Linked DNA regions of Mus musculus: region 1 is linked to region 2. The links are chromatin loops, found by intact Hi-C in ENCODE. Cell type or tissue: gastrocnemius. All regions are shown on one strand.

Evidence for each region. Peaks named below come from ENCODE experiments on the same cell type or tissue, not always from the same donor. Only the 100,000 strongest peaks of a DNase experiment are listed, where the experiment ranks them.
Region 1: it touches region 2 in a loop (3-fold over the local background); 4 of 42 quality-filtered maps call a loop at or near these places.

Annotation. Positions count from the first base shown.
Region 1 is chr16:58,597,696-58,605,695 of GRCm38, forward strand. No RefSeq gene overlaps it. Among named protein-coding and RNA genes, the nearest start is that of Ftdc1, 15 kb to the right of the region's middle. In gastrocnemius, no CTCF peak of the experiment used is centred here; no DNase peak of the experiment used is centred here; H3K27ac peaks cover 1,871 bases.
Region 2 is chr16:58,519,083-58,527,082 of GRCm38, forward strand. St3gal6 (ST3 beta-galactoside alpha-2,3-sialyltransferase 6) reads right to left here and starts at 4,344. Exons shown (of 11, transcript NM_018784.3): 1 at 3,994-4,344. In gastrocnemius, a CTCF peak has its summit at 4,283; a DNase peak (open chromatin) is centred at 4,172; H3K4me3 peaks cover 5,430 bases; H3K27ac peaks cover 5,761 bases.

The DNA.
Region 1 (8,000 bases), 79 kb after region 2:
GCTGCCAGGTTGGTGGCTCACTGTCTGAGAGATCTTGAGGGTTCAGGTTAGTTGAGACTACTGGTCTTCCTATGGGGTCACTTTCCTCCCTAGCTTCTTCCAGTTTTTTTCTAATTCAATCACAGGGGTCCCCGGCTTCTGTCCATTGGTTGGGTGTAAGTATCTGCATTTGACTTTTTTAGTTGTTTGTCCTCTCAGAGGGCAGCTAAGCTAGGCTCCTGTTTGTAAGCCCACCATAGCATCAGTAATATTGTCAGGTCTGCAAGCCTCCCATTGAGCTAGATCCTAATTTGGGCTAGTCACTGAATCTCCTTTCCCAGAGTCTCTTCTTCATTTTTGTCCCTGCAGTTCTTTTAGACAGAAACAATTCAGGGTCAGAGTTTTTAACTGTGGAATGGCAACTCCATCTCTCTACTTGATGCCCTGTCTTTCTACTGGAGAGGAAGCGACTTGTTTTCTACCTATGACATTATACTATATTGCTCTTGTATATTTTAGGATTAAGATAAACACAGTGATTATCACATCAATTATATCTGTGAGAATTAGCAAGCCTTTATGCTACAACCTGGTGGTATTTTGATAATAGGAAATTTCAGTCTAACAGGGGCAGATTACATTGTAATAGTTTTAGTTTCAGGTCTGTCCCTACAGAGCACCAAAACATATTCACCCATACTAGTTCCCAAGTTTTAAATGTTTTCTTTCAGTTATAGAGGAATACAAAATAAATCTAGAACAGATTGTCCTATACATATGTAGGAAAGGCTTAATTAAAATATATGCTTATAGTTTGTATCTGTTGTATGAAAATGACATCCTTGTAAAACATGGAGACTAGAACAAACCAGTGGATTTTGTGGTTCCAGAAAAGAAAGAGAAAAATAAGGAAAATAAGGAAAGCCAAGCATTTTTAGCAAGGATTATTTTCCCAATCCCTACAAGAAATTCCTACAAATAGCGAAGCCACACACCCCTGCCTCAGCTATAACTATAGTTGTGGAAAGAAGCAAAATGCTCAGTTTCCCCCCTTTTATCTGATGATTATACCTGCTCACAGGGCATGGCGATTAGTCTCTCTTCCTCCACCTCTTTCTCTCCCTCCTTTTCTTCCCTCCCTCCTATGTTTATAGTTACTATTTAATTTCCCAGTATATACGGCTTAGCTTTTCAATGACTTTTCTGTAGGAGCTAGGAAAATAAGCCCTGCTAAGGCATGCATGGTGTGATAATTTATGTGGTGCTTCCTTTCTGGAGCCACAAGCTCACCTGGCTTCTTCTTGTCTTCTCTGTCTCCATCTTAGTCTCTAAGACTTGCCTCTTTGTATTTATGTGCACAACTCATGCCAGCAGCTTTGTCTGCTGCCACCTCCAGAAATTATCTCTGAAGGATAACTTTGTGGTCATAACACAGGATAGCTTTGTGGTTCACAGGGATCCTCCATTTATGAAGCATACATTTTATTGCTTGTGCTTTATGTTATCTGTTATACTAGGCTGTCTCTCCTGTGTTTCCTTTCCTATGGGTAGCCTGTGTTATAACTCCCTGCTTCCCTCATTCCCTCTTTCCTCCTCTCCAAGTCTGTCTGTCTGTCTCTCTCCCTATGCCCCTCTCATGTGTGTGTGTGTGTGTGTGTGTGTGTGTGTATGTAGGTGTAAGTAAATACAGCAGTTTGGTTGCAGAAAGCCACAAAAGGGCCATGAGTACAACTCAGAATGAGATGCACAGTGGGGTTTTTGGATATGTAGCAGAAGTTGGCCTAGTTGGCCATCATTGGGAAGAGAGTCCCTTGGTCTTGCAAACTTTATATGCCTCAGTACAGGGGAACACCAGGGTCAAGAAGCAGGAGTGGGTGGGTAGGGGAGCAGGGCAGGGGAAGGGTATAGGGGACTTTTGGGATAGCATCTGAAATGTAAATGAAGAAAATATGTAATAAAAAAATTGAAAAAAAGAGAATAAATATCAGAAAAAAAAAAGGACAGATATCAGAAACTAAGAGTAAACAGTTGTTCCCAAAAGAATGAGACCTAGTACCAGTGAGAGCCTCCGTAACTGAAGAGTAGAAGCTCACTAGGGGGCCGGAGAGAGAGGCAGCTGAGGTGGAAAAGGGGACATCTCCGGTGGGAGAAGATACATTCAAGGAAACATCACCTTTCAACGAAAGGCACACTTGAGTGTCCATTGGGAACTGGTGCTGTTGGTGAAGCTGGCTTCTTCACTGAGTGCTGCAAAGAACTACAGACATGTAGAACTGAAGATCGGAGGTTTTGTGAATGGGATCTGAAATTGGGATGATGAGGCTTGGCACCGGAAGTGGCATATGCTCTAGATTGGCATTGAGAACCTGGGAGAGCAGTGGCCCCTTGTACAGCCTCATCCTACTTGAGAAAACTATCAATTCATTTCAATATTATTATCAGAATAACGGCATAATTAGGGCATACAAAGAAAGATACACAAGAGAAGAATAGGATGAAAATATGCTTATGCTAAAACACCCAAACAAACAAAAGACAAAGTTCCCTGCCAACTAACACTAGAGAAATATTTCTCCAGAACAGAGGATGGGTGTAACATAATATCCCAACATGAATTAAAGATAAATAATTTAATGATACAGTAGAATCTAAGAAGGAACACAATGAAAATATAAACAGGACCTCAGGAAACATGGCCAATTCCCATTAGGATGGCCAATTAAAAGGAGACAATGCTCAGAAAAACAGGATGCAAAAATGGTTGCTTGTAAAAGTTATGGGAGAGATGGAGAAAACAATTATTTCACAAGCAGCAGCTAAATTGTAAGGTACACAAGGGAAATTGGGAAACCACAGGAAGCACAACGGGACACACATTCTCTTCTGGTAAAAGTGAAGAAAAGTAAAGTGAAGCAAAAATATTTGTAAAACAGAGTAAGTGAAAAGTTTAAACTGAAGGGGGAAAAAACTTCAAAATAGGAATAATGGTAGTCTCTACCATCAGAGGAGGAATGAAACAATGGAGAACAAACACTGGAATGGCTATCCTGGAACTCACTATTTAGTGAGGCTAGCCTCAAATGCAGAGAGATCTCCCTGCCTCTGCCTCCTAAGTGCTGGAATTAAAGGTATGTGTCACTATGCCCATGTTCTTGGAGTAAGACCATGTCTAACAGTCCATCCAAAAAAAATGTGAATAAACTGTCTTAGAATGATCAGCATCAAGACTAGTAACAGGAGCCAGTAGCTATCTATTAATACATAAGCTAGAGCTATTAATAATAAAGTAGGTCATTTTGTTTGCATTAGTCACAGCTAGGCAACCAGAACACTGTGTCATCCTGCAGGAAAGGAGAGCCAAGCTGGCACAGGCAAAGCCAGCATCAACAGAAATGGACACCGTCTATCTGAGGCCTAGCGGAGCTTGAGCCAAAGATTTTAAGTCGATCTAAACTGTCCTTCAAGTCAGGCAATTGTTGGCAAATGGACTGGGTGAACGCTGAGCATCTTTAAAGCTGAGCATCGAGGACAGAGCTGACATAAAGGCTACAAAGTGAAACGCAGTATGACAACTGCGTTTGCTTCTCCCTCACTATGGAGTCTTGCTTATTAAAAGTATAGTTATGATATTTTATCCAAGTGACTGATTTTTATAATTAGAAATTTGCATGATACCCACAGAATTCCCTTTGTTCAGACAACTGTAGCCAAATTCTACTCTGAACACCAGTGAGTTAGCTTGCAGCTTCTCATATCTCCCTCCCTCCCTTCCTTCCTTTTTACTTCCTTTTTCCCTCCCTTCCTTCCTCCCTCCCTCCCTCCCTTCCTTCCTTCCTTCCTTCCTTCCTTCCTTCCTTCCTTCCTTCCTTCCTTCCTTCTTTCCTTCCTCCCTCCCTCCCTCCCTCCCTCCCTCCCTTTTTATTCCTTCCCTCCCTTCCCTCCCTCCCTCCCTCCCTCCCTTCCTTCCTTCCTTCCTTCCTTCCTTCCTTCCAATAATTTTTCCCATAGTAGTATTTATCTGCCATATTGCATCCTTCCAAATTCATATGTTACAGTTTTAACAACCTATACCCCAGAATGGTGTGTCATTTGCAAGAGGGTCTGTAAGAAGGATGGTTACACAATCCAGTCTTGCTGGAGTCCTGCAAAAACTGAACATTTGTATGCCAACGAGGGACACTAGAATCATGTGCACACAGACAAGTAAGACATGAGAAGACAGAGATGAAGAGTCAAGGAGAGACTCCTAAGGGGCAATCTTGCCTATACCTTGATCTTAGACTCAGCCTCCGAAACTGTAGGAAAGTACCTTTCAGTTGTTTAAGTCATCCAGCTTGTGGTACTTTGTCGCTGACAGACTTGGAACATGGTTATAGAACCAATTCTTGTTGCTCATATGAATACTGAATGTTCCTGTATAACACTGGAGCATAGACTGGAAGCAATGTGGCAAAATATGCCCGTGGATGGGTCTCCCTGCTAAGCATATTTAATTTACTATTATAAAGTTACAGGCTACGTACAAAGTAAAACATTATTTTCAGTAAAGGATAGGGCTAGGGATGAACGACAGAGTGAACGAAACTAGAACAAAGACTGACCACAATGACTCTTCAGTAGCCATGGGTGGGTGTTGCTATCTAGGGCCCAGGATTGGGTTAGTTTCTCTACCAGGTAAAGAATTAAAAGCTGGGGTTCAGGAGGAGGGGGGGATGCTTAGCACAGCATGCATTATCAGCAGGGAAAATCTCAGATTTAGCAGACAAAGAAGCCCTGGAGCACAGCGAGGCCCCATTCTAATGTTTATCTGGATAGATTATAGAGATTATAGAGATTTTTCCATCTTGTTTTTCACTCTGTTTTGGGGTTTCATGTATTTCTTTATTTTTCTTATTAAATGTTATTTATTTCAGTCAAGTTTCAAATGTATGTTCCTAACATAGGTGACAATTTCATCGTAACCTTAAAAAAGTTAGCAGGGTAGAGGTAGCACCCACCTTTAGTCCCAGCACTCGGGAGGCAGAGGCAGGCAGATCTCTGTGAGCTCGTGGCCAGCCTGGTCTACAGAAGAAGTTCCAGAACAACCAGGATTACACAGAGAAAACCTGTCTTGAAAAAAACAAAAACAAGAACAATCCCTTCAAACAAACAAACAAACAAACACAACAACAACAACAACAACAACTTCTTGGCTATGTTTGTTATACCCTCTTTTTTCTTTATAAAACTGTTTATTCATGACTTTGCTTTGTTCTTCTTAGAATCATTCTAAAAATTCACTGCTTCTCTTTTTCTCTTTTAGAAAGACAGTATTAAAAAATGGAAATGTGCCCCGCCTTTCCCCCTGCAGTTTACATTCTTAGCAACTGGTGTCAGTTGCCTGTAGCCAAGACCACCAGAGATGCACATAACTTGTGTTTGTTATTTCTGCAGCAAGGAAGTGAGCTCTCAGTAGGGACATGCAGGTAAAGACAGCTAAACTTGTTAACACAATAATGTTTTCTGGGTGGAGCTGGAGAGTAGAACTTGCCTCAGGATTGAAAACTGGCAAAAAAAAGTTAGAATCTATAATTTGGCATCCTTTCAAAGAAAGTTATACATGCTTTCAACTGACATTATTTTTTCTGGATACTGGGTACTGTACACTGAACTGAATTTTAATTTTAATTATCATATACCATTTTAATTATCATATATGATTTTAATTATCATATACCATTTTAATTATCATATACCATTTTAATTATCATATAAAATTTGTACTCACCCATAAGGTATATAACATAGTATTTTGATATATTTAATATAATAGGTAATTGCTAAAACAGGGTAACCAGTATTTGGTGTTTGTTTGTTGTTATTGTTGAGACAAGAGTTTCTAGGACTAGCCCTGGATGGCCTGAAAAAATCACTCTGTAGATGAGGCTGTTCTGTAAGTCACTCTGTAGACCACACTGGCCTTAAACTTAGAGATCTACCAGCCTTTTCCTGCAGTGCTGGGATTTAGGTGTGAGCCACCACCACCTGATTGTAATTAGTATTTCTGTCTCCTCAAATATTATCATTATCATGTTAGGGCCCTTTAAACTCTTCTCCTCTAGTTATTTCAAAATGTGTAATTGTGGGATGTAGTTTTCCCACTATCCTAGGACAAGAGAGCCACTTCCTCCCCTCTGAATGTATTTTGGTACCCATGCCCATCCTTTCACTGTGAGCACTCTGGAGTATCCCTTAAACTCCAGTGAGCCCGTTGTAGTCTGTATCTCTATGTACTCTACTCACTTGGCCTCCAGGGATGAGTGAGCACATGTGCCATGTGTCTTTCTTATCTGTTTACATAACATAATGCCTTCTAGTTCTATCCACATTGCTACCAGTGATAAGGTTTTGTGGACAATAGTCCATTGTGCATGTATATCACACTTATTCATCTACTCATCAACTGATTAACACCATGGTTGATGGCATAGTTGGTTGCTATAAATAGTACTGGAGTAAGTATGGGCTTGCACGTATCTCTTTGATATGCTTATTCCATATGTTTTAGATATATAACCTCATGGTGGAACTGCGCACTTAACATGGTAGTTTTGTTTTCAACTTTTCTAGAAACCTTTATACTGGTTTCTACAATTGTTGTGCTATTTCACATTGGTCCCTTATGCAACAACCTACAGGGCATTGACCTGACTGGGGTGATAGAGAATGGATAAATGACACACATATACAGAAAAGCTGCCATTGGTTAGTCAGTGAGCTCTAATGGAGATGCAATAGCAGCCTGAAAGATATTTATTACATATCACCGAACAAGGAGTCAGGTTTATTATATACAACTGAATGAGAAGGTGGTTAGCTAACCTTGGTAGGGGTCTGTGTAGGGGGCATTCTCAGGCTACAGTCATAGAAGCTGTAGTTGTTGATACTTTCTACAAACAGTGTCAATATCTGGGCTTGGACCAGGGGAAGGCTTTGCTATGACTATGGGTCTGAGTCCCTGGGGTCATTGACATAACCATACTCATGCCAACAACACACATTTGCTTGGGACTTCATCTACTCCCCACAAACCACAATTTGTAAGTGTTTCTTCTCTTTGAATTCTTGCCAACATTTATTATTTTTATCTCTCTCATAGATTCTAACAGGCATGAGATGCTATGTCATTGTGGGTTTGATCTAAAACACCATTGGTTAGTGGTGTCTGGTGTGAGCAACTATTATCTTATTCACACAGAGAGCAACCTAGAGGGAGGAGAAAGTTATATTTGTAGCACTTGTACTAGTCAGGAGAGAAGGTAGTGGTGTGTGGATTTCTCTCATTTTATTATGATCTTAGAGTGACCTTGCCTGATGCTGGTATGCTAAGATAGTATTCTATTGTACAGGGGCTGTGAGTCACAGGCTACCTCTCACAGAAGAGTTTTGGGTTGGAAGTGTAGATCAGTTCTTGGCATCCAGATTAAATCTTACAACTTTTTAGATGTTTAAATTTATAGTTAGATTAAAACTTACCAAAAACCGTATGGATGAACATACGGTTAGCAAGGAACTGAAAACCTCTTTTACGGCTTATGGAAGTATAAAACAGTAGAACCGTCTTGGAGGTGTGATTCTCAGTGACATAAACTAAACATCCTAGAAATCCTACCATCTGGAAATACAGTCCCTGAAAATGAGGGCATAGGGACAGGGCCATCAAAAGTGTGCAAGAGTGTACATAGCAGCTTTTCTGTAATATCTCAATTTGGAAAAAAAAAAAAAAACCTAATTACCTACCAAAAACAGAATAACACAGTGATGCCTTCATTAAAAAAGATGTGCTGAATAAGAATGAGAAAGAAAATATCAATACTTGTAAACTTGAACATAATATTCAGAGAAATAAGACAGAGGCAAGGTTCTGCACATGGTGGAATTATGTTGTAGAATAGAACAAAGACACGTGGGAATGATAGGTCCAATATCCTACACAGCAACAAAACAAAACAAATTCAGGGTGGTGGTGGTACTCACTTTTA
Region 2 (8,000 bases):
CTCCAAAGTGAGTTCCAGGACAGCCAGAGCTATACAGAAAAACCCTGTCTCGAAAACAAACAAACAAACAAACAAACAAAACCAACAACAACAAAGTAAGCAGCTAGTAGATAAGTAACGAGAAATGAACATATCAAAGACTCTCAAAGGCGATTTTTCTCTCTAAAATCTGGGTCAGTCTTTTCCAGAGAGTAACATGCAGGTCACACGAGACCTCCTGGGATCAAAGGATAATTGAAAGTTGACAGGACGTCTGAGCATTACTAATAAACCAGTACTACTATTAAATCAGAAAAAACAAAAAAACAAAAAAACAAAAAAACCCACATCTGTGCACTACTCTCACGTTTCCAAGATAATGTCTGGAGAAGAATGAAAAAGGAATTGCCACAGACACTACGTTCCCACAACAGAGACAAGATGAACCCAGATGACAAACCACAGAAAGGATAGGAAACAAACTCAGGGAGGCCCAGCCTTTGTATAGCAGTGCCTCTCTCCGCGGCTGCGGCGGCCTTGCTATTGTTTACAGCTATGACTTAATTTGAATAGATAATTAATTTCTGGTATCTGGTTTCACGTGTTTCCAGCCAACCCAAAGGTTGCACAGAGACACGAGATACTCAGTCCGGAGCAGAGTTGCAAACGTGAAATTAAGTAAGTATGTGAAGGTTTGGTTTTTTGTTTCCCCCAGAGGCTGGGAGGAACACCATGCAGGTTCTCTGTGCCCTGCCCCCTGCGTATAACATACGCCTGTGCTGGGATGAAGGAAAAACTCGGTGATTGCCAATGAGTCAGCCAGCGGAAGCTGCAGTTGTGTGCAGTGTGGGGCATGATGGGTAAAGGCTGGTCCAGTTAAGTGCGTCCAGCTGCTCCCGTTAATTCTCTGTGCCAGGTTTAATGGCACCACAAAGTCCATCCCACTTGTGTATCTTGGACTCTGTCTCCCAGTCCACGCTTTGTACTCTTCTAAGGCTACACAGTATCCAGACTGTGGATACACAGTATCCACTATTCCTAGACTGGCTTTTCTTTTCCCAAACACTCCAAATCCACGCATGGCCCTGAATCTTTGGTTTCCTCTTCCTGGAATCTCCTTCTTTCTGCTCTCTACTTTACTGGCTTTTCCCTCAATCACACCTCACTCATTGCACCACTTCAGAGAAAGTTGACTGCTTTCCTCAGTACCCCCTTGTCTTAGTCAGGGTTTCTATTCCTGCACTAACATCAACATCAAGAAGCAGTTGGGGAGGGAAGGGTTTATTCAGCTTATACTTCCATATTGCTGTTTATCACCAAAGGAAGTCAGGACTGGAACTCAAGCAGGTCAGGGAGCAGGAGCTGATGCAGAGGCCACGGAGGGATGTTACTTACTGGCTTGCTCAGCTTGCTTTCTTATAGAACCCCTGGGATTTCTAGCCCAGGGATGGCCCCACCCACAATGGGCCCTCTCCCCTTGATCACTAATAGAGAAAATGCCTTACAGCTGGATCTCATGGAGGCATTTCCTCAAGGAAGGCTCCTTTCTCTGCGATAACTCCAGCCCGTGTCAAGTTGACACACAAAACCAGCCAGTACACCCCGCTTACATCTTATCGGGTCGGCACCACAATGCATCATCCCTACAATGCCACACCCAGCCCATCTGAAATATGTTTTTCACTTGTACCTTTGCTATTGACTCCGAATCTCACAACACTCTATTAGAACATGGGGTCTTTCTGTTTTATCTGTCTCTTCACTATACACCTCTCCAAACTTCAATAACATCTCTTGTTAGACAGGCATACTAAGTTATATTTATTATCCATGAAGAATAATACCCTACCTTATGAATGGCTATGCAACAAGTCACCCAGGATTCATTGGAAACTACTTTTCTCTGTAGCCTTGCATCCCAGGGCAGCTCCCATCCTCTCCATACCAACTCTAGACCTACTTCCACAACCTGGAAGTCAGGAATGACCCTCTAGCTTTGGGGGAAATATCTAGCTTTCTTGTATTTCATCTGGAGGCCTTAATTCTTACCATGTTAAAAGAAAACAAAAATCCTTCCATTCTTATGGGATAAAAGGCACATAAATGAATAGTCTTTCGAGTTTTTACCTGCTACTGAAAAACAAACAAACAAACAAACAAACAAACCAATGTCATCTACGTACTTTGTATGAGAAGGAGAGAGAATGGGGGAGAACAGGACCTTTTCACACTGGCTTTCAATATTCATGATGAGAAAAACTTCCTAAGAGCTGATTGCTTTCCTCCTCCTTTTTTTTTTTTTTTTTTTTCTCAACTTCCCACAAAAGGAACTCCCCTAGTGTCTGACCAGAAAGTGTGGCAAGGAGAGATAGTTCAGCAACTCTTACTTTGGGTGACCAAGAAAAGAAATTCAGACGTGGGAGAAAACAGATTGTTATTCTCTCTCACCCTCATTACTTCTCTCCGAGAACCTTTTCCTTAGCCCGAGGGTACAGCAGTCAAGTTCTTGATCAAGTTTGAGGTGACTACAATGAGTGGCGTTGCCATCAGGAAAGAGTTCCTGCCACCACAAAAACTGAGACAATCCTGTTTCTGGCACCATGGTATGGAACCATAAAGACTGACATATAGAATGCCCTGTGTACTATTTTGTCACATGCCAACCTTGCTCCGTGTCATAAAATACAACTTTTGGGAAAACAGATCAGAATCATACAGACATTTTCCATAAAAGTTCCCTTGATCCCAAATCGCCATTATCTAAGGTGCCTCTGAAACAGATAACCTTATTCAAAGTCAAACTAACTATCTAAGGCATTATTATTATTTTTATTTATTTATTTATTTTTCTGATCTTGCTTTCAAAAGCAATCTTTTGTGACACTTAAAGCCTTGATTGATCAGAGCTTCCCAAATATTTCACATCACCATGTCGATAAAAAGATAGCTCCGTGGTTAGAAGCTGGAAGGAAATTCTGGATTTGAAGACCGGGAAAGTCAAATCGTCAGGGTAGCCTAATAGGGAGGCATGGCCATCTGAGGGCATACTGAAGAAGCCTGAAGGTCGGCACGTCAGGGCACTGGAGCCATTAAGGACCTGCTATTTTCTAAACCATCCACTATTCATGGCATTAAGGTGTTTCTCTTAAAAACAAACTTGACTCCTGAATTTGAAATCTACGTGGTTTCTAATAGGCTAGCACCTACCATGTCCTTCCTGTCCCATCACCTTTAAACACAATTCTTCACACCCTGGCTGCCCTTCTCCTGGCTTCCTCTAAGGATCCCTAAAAGGCACTTGGAGTTTCTTTATTTTCTAGAAATCGCTTTTTATAGATTTTTCTTTTAAATCAAAATAACAGTGCGCAAGGAAGGGGCTAAGCCCACGAGAGCTCCCTAGGCAACGACCGCAAAATAGCAAGTTTCTTCTCTCTTCTCTTAAAAATTCACAGCAGCCAAAACTGCAGTTTTCTCACCGTTGCCCTTCAGTCCAAACAAACTGTCTCGGCTTTTTGTTAGGTTTAGTTTTATTGTACCAAGAAAGATTTCTTGGAAAACTCAGTAAGGTAAAAAAGAACCTTCCAGGCTCATTCACCCTTCCTCGCTTACAGACCCTTTCAGAAATAATGGTGATCGAGGAACCATGCTCTCCTGTGGGTCTCCCACTGCATAGATTGGGGGCGATCCAGGAGAGCAGAGTCCTAGCGCCCCGGAGCACCACTCTCTCTGGGTTCTCCCTAGCAGCTCTGGGACCCTACAGGAGAGCTCCTGGCTGGTCACCCCGCACACCCTGCTGCCTGGAGGATCTCAGGGCCCCAAGGTTCCCTCATCGCTCCGGTGATTTAGCAGAGGACGAAGGGTCTGAGAGCGCGCAGAGTCCCCTTCCCTACTCCGCAGCGGTTGCAGAATCGGAGTGCCTGGGCAGCATCCCAAATCCCATGCTGGGTCGGGGAACGCAGTCTTCCCCGCACCCCCAGCTAAGCAGACCCGCAGCGTGGCCAGCCGCAGAGTTACCTGCCGAGGCCCGAGCTCGGCCACCGCAGAGGCATGCACAGGGCTCTCCGCAGCGCGCTTCTGTCTGTCCCGTGGCGTCTGCAGCATCGGGTCCCGAGCAGGCGGCGAGCGGAAGCCTGAGCTAGCGGGGTGACAAGAACGCGATCCCTTCCCTCCACCCCTACCCCCGATGTGGCGAAGGAGCAGAGCGGAGCGAGGCGCAGTGTGGCCCGGAGGCTGAGACCGCCAACGTTCCCCTTACAGCTCTCAGCGCCGGACTCTGGGTCCCCCGGCGGCTGTGTGCTACGCCGCGGGAAGCTCCTCCTTATTGCTGGCGCCAGATGCTCGGTGGCCGCCGCCCCCAAGTTCCTGCCGAAAAGTGCTGCCCGGTGGCTGCCGGTGGGCTCAGAGACCCCCGGGGCGGTAGCCGTGCTCTCTGGCTCCTACCTTTAGGGCGGGGCGGTCACCAGCCGCTTGCTCTCGCTGGGAGTCCCCGACAGGAAAATCACTGCGAAGGGAGGGCCGGGAAAGGGCGGCGGGTGGCTTCAGGACAAGGTAGGAGGATTGATTTCCAGAGCCAAGAAGACACTCCCATCCTGCCCCGGTTTGTTGGGAAAGCTGCGGGAGCAAAGGCGGGAGGCTGTAAGGGGCTCTCCTTTCAGGCGCTTATGGGAGGCAGAAAGCAACAGAGTTTAGTTTCACCCTGGACTGTCTGTGACATCAGACACAGTGGGTAATTTGGTCTCTAGCTGAAAGGGAGAGGTGTTCACAAAGCTACACAATTTCCTGCCTCTGCTCTTCAAAGACAAAAGTGTTAGCGGAGTAGGTGTAGACATATATATAGTTCATCTTATATTTTAAAAAGACGTTACCTCAGAAAGAATGAAAGGGGCACTTCTTCACTCCTTTCCTCGTTTCTTCTTTCCTTTTCTTCCTTTCTTCTTCCCTCCCTCTCTCCCTATCCTTTCTTTCTGTAGCCTTCACTAGGAAAAAGTTTGTATTAAGAAAGCCCTCAGACTTGCATAGCTCTGAATGCTTTTTAAAAATCAGTGTCTGGTCAAATACTCACATGCAATCAAATGACCTCCATCCACCTCCGGGAGAGAAGCGCTACTGTCTGGGAGGAAAGGAGCTGGGTGTAACTCAAAGCTGACAGTGTGTCAAGTGGCAGCGAAGTCCTCCCACTCGTGTGATGGACCTTCTAGTATTTTCCTTAATTATACCAACAGCCCTAGGAAGTTGCACTTGTTTTTCCAATCCAAACATGGAAAGGGCTCAAACCATTCCGATTCTTACCCTTTCTACAGATTACCTTTGACATAACTCACATAGCTTTTGTAATTATATGCTTGGCTCTTGGAACACCAGGGTAGTCAAAAAAAAAAAAAAAAAAGTCCTGGAATTTGTCCATCTAGATAAATTTTCTGGAAAACTACCACAAACTTTTAGAGTTTCTGCTGAGTTCTCCCATGCTCTCTTCATGATCTTCAAAATGAAACCCGCATTTTGCTTTATTCCTCCTGACCTCCTAGGTTTTGTGTGCTCGATTTGTTTTTGACCGCACTTCCCTGTGTAATCTAGGTTGGCATGGAAATCTCGGTTCCCTTTTTTCAGACTCTGAAGTCCCTGGATACCCATCTGTGTAGTGGTGCGATGGGGAGGGGCATTCCTAGATTCTCCTCCGTTTTGCTTTTGTTGTGTTGTTGCTTTTATACAAGGTTGTTTTGTTTTGTTTTTTTTTATCTTGCTGTGTAACCGAAGCTGGCTTCTGACTCTTGATAATCCTCCTGCCTCATCCTTCCAACTGCTGATACTACCTGAATACACTATACTCCTCCTAGATTGTGTGTGTGTGTGTGTGTGTGTGTGTGAGAGAGAGAGAGAGAGAGAGAGAGAGAGAGAGAGAGAGAGAGAGAGAGATTGATTTACCATGTGGTTGCTGGGAATTGAACTCAGAACCTCTGGAAGAGCAGAGAGGACTCTAACCAATGAGCCATCTCTCTAGTCCCACTGCCTAGATTTTTTTTTAATCCTGCAAAGAAATATGCTAAGGGAGGAGGACAGGAGCTGCACTTAGGTAACCACCATGACTTTGCATATTCTGCAAAGTTTAGCTGTAACCTACTCACCTGCCTTGGACTCCTCCGACTCCTTCAACAAACCTCTAGCTCCAAAATTATTTACATTATGATTCACAATAGTAGCAAATTTACAGTTAAGACGTACCAACAAAAACAATTTTATGGTTCGAGGCCAGCCTGGTCTACAGAGTGAGTTCCAGGACAGCCAGGGCTTTACAGAGAAACCCTGTCTTGAAAACAAAAAAACAACCCCAAAATAAATAAATAAATAAATAAATAATAATAATAATAATAATAATAATAATACTTTTATAGTTAGGGTCACCACAACATGAGGTTTACAACATTAGGAATGTGGAGAACCATTGGTCTAAAGAAAGAATCAGGAAACTGGTATTTCTTCTGGAGCTCCAGGTAGATTGTGCAAACCTATCCTATTCAAGCACAGCTTTTTGTAGCATCATTGATGGAAGACGTGTTCTGAGAGAGGAAACCAACTCATATGTGAGTGCTCGCACTACAATAGTTGTGTTAGATCACAGTCAACCAACCCCAGACTGAAAATACCCAAAAAGCTAACTCTATAACACATTAACTTAGTAATAACTTTTAAGAGTTTGCTTCTTAAACACTTCTCAAAGCTTGGGTTTTTCAGTTTTGTGGAGTTGTTTCTTGTTTAGACCAGGCTAGCCTTGAACTCAAGAGATCTGCCTGCATCTGACTCCCAAGTGCTGTGATTAAAGGCAAGCACCAACACCCAGAGGGTCATTCAGCTTTAAATAATGTCTCCTTCAAGGCTGAGCCTGACTGAAGAAGCTGATTCTATTTCCATTTAACCCTTCCACAGCTTAAGTGAATATCCTGCCTGTTCTATCATCTAGCTGTCATGGGGTCTTATCTCCTGTGAGCACTTGTTCCAAGAGCAAGTACTTCTCAGAAAGAATAGCCACAGTGCATAAATTGTCTGTATTGTGACTTACAAGTAGGACTATAATGTGGGAAAGCTATTACATTTGCAAACTTCAGTCTTAGTGGGAGCACCATACTTTCCCAAAGTCTATCAGACTGAGGTCTCAACTATATTTATGCATGTATACTTATCTGCTGTAATAATTTTGCCAGTTTGAAGATTCACACATGAAAAGGGAATTTGAGTCTATAATTGACATTTTTACTCTACAAACGAGATTATCCAGTAGTACACAGTCTAAGCATAGTTTCATAGGTTATAATAATTTAGTCTTAAGAACTGGATTTTCTCTCTTTCTATAAACTAGAGAACAGATCCAACACTTTCCATGAACATAACATGTAGAACATGGGGTTGGTGGAAACAAATTAATACACAGGCAACCATTGCTAATTAATAGTCAATTAGTTAGTATACAGAAAATATAAAGACTTGTTATGGGTCTGTAAAAAAATAAACCATGAAGACACAGCCTTCATCACAAGTAATTTGTATAATTAATAAAATGGCTCACACGCATGCAAAATTTCCAAGGTTCTTTTAATTACATTTACCTATTTCCTATGTGAGTACATGTGGGTACATGTGGACACCAGTGAAGAACTTAGGGGAGTGGGACCTGTCCTTTGACTGTAGCTTGGCCATAAGTACCTTCATCTTCTGAGCCATCTCACCAGCCACCTCAGCGGTCAGTGCCCTCAGACCTGCATAGCTCTGAATGCTTTTTCAGCGTCAGTGTTTGTCAAATAACTCATTATTTAACATTCAACTCACAGCCCCAGCCTGTCAAATACTAACATGCACTCAAATGACCCCCCACCCCCAGGAGAGCAGAGCTACATACTGGGAGGAAAGGAGCTGAGTGTAACTCAACGCTGACAGTGTGTCAAGTGCTGTAGCAAAAATCCCTCATCTGTGATGGACCTTCAGGTATTTTTCTTAATTATACCAACAGCTCTAGGAAGTGCGTTTTGCTT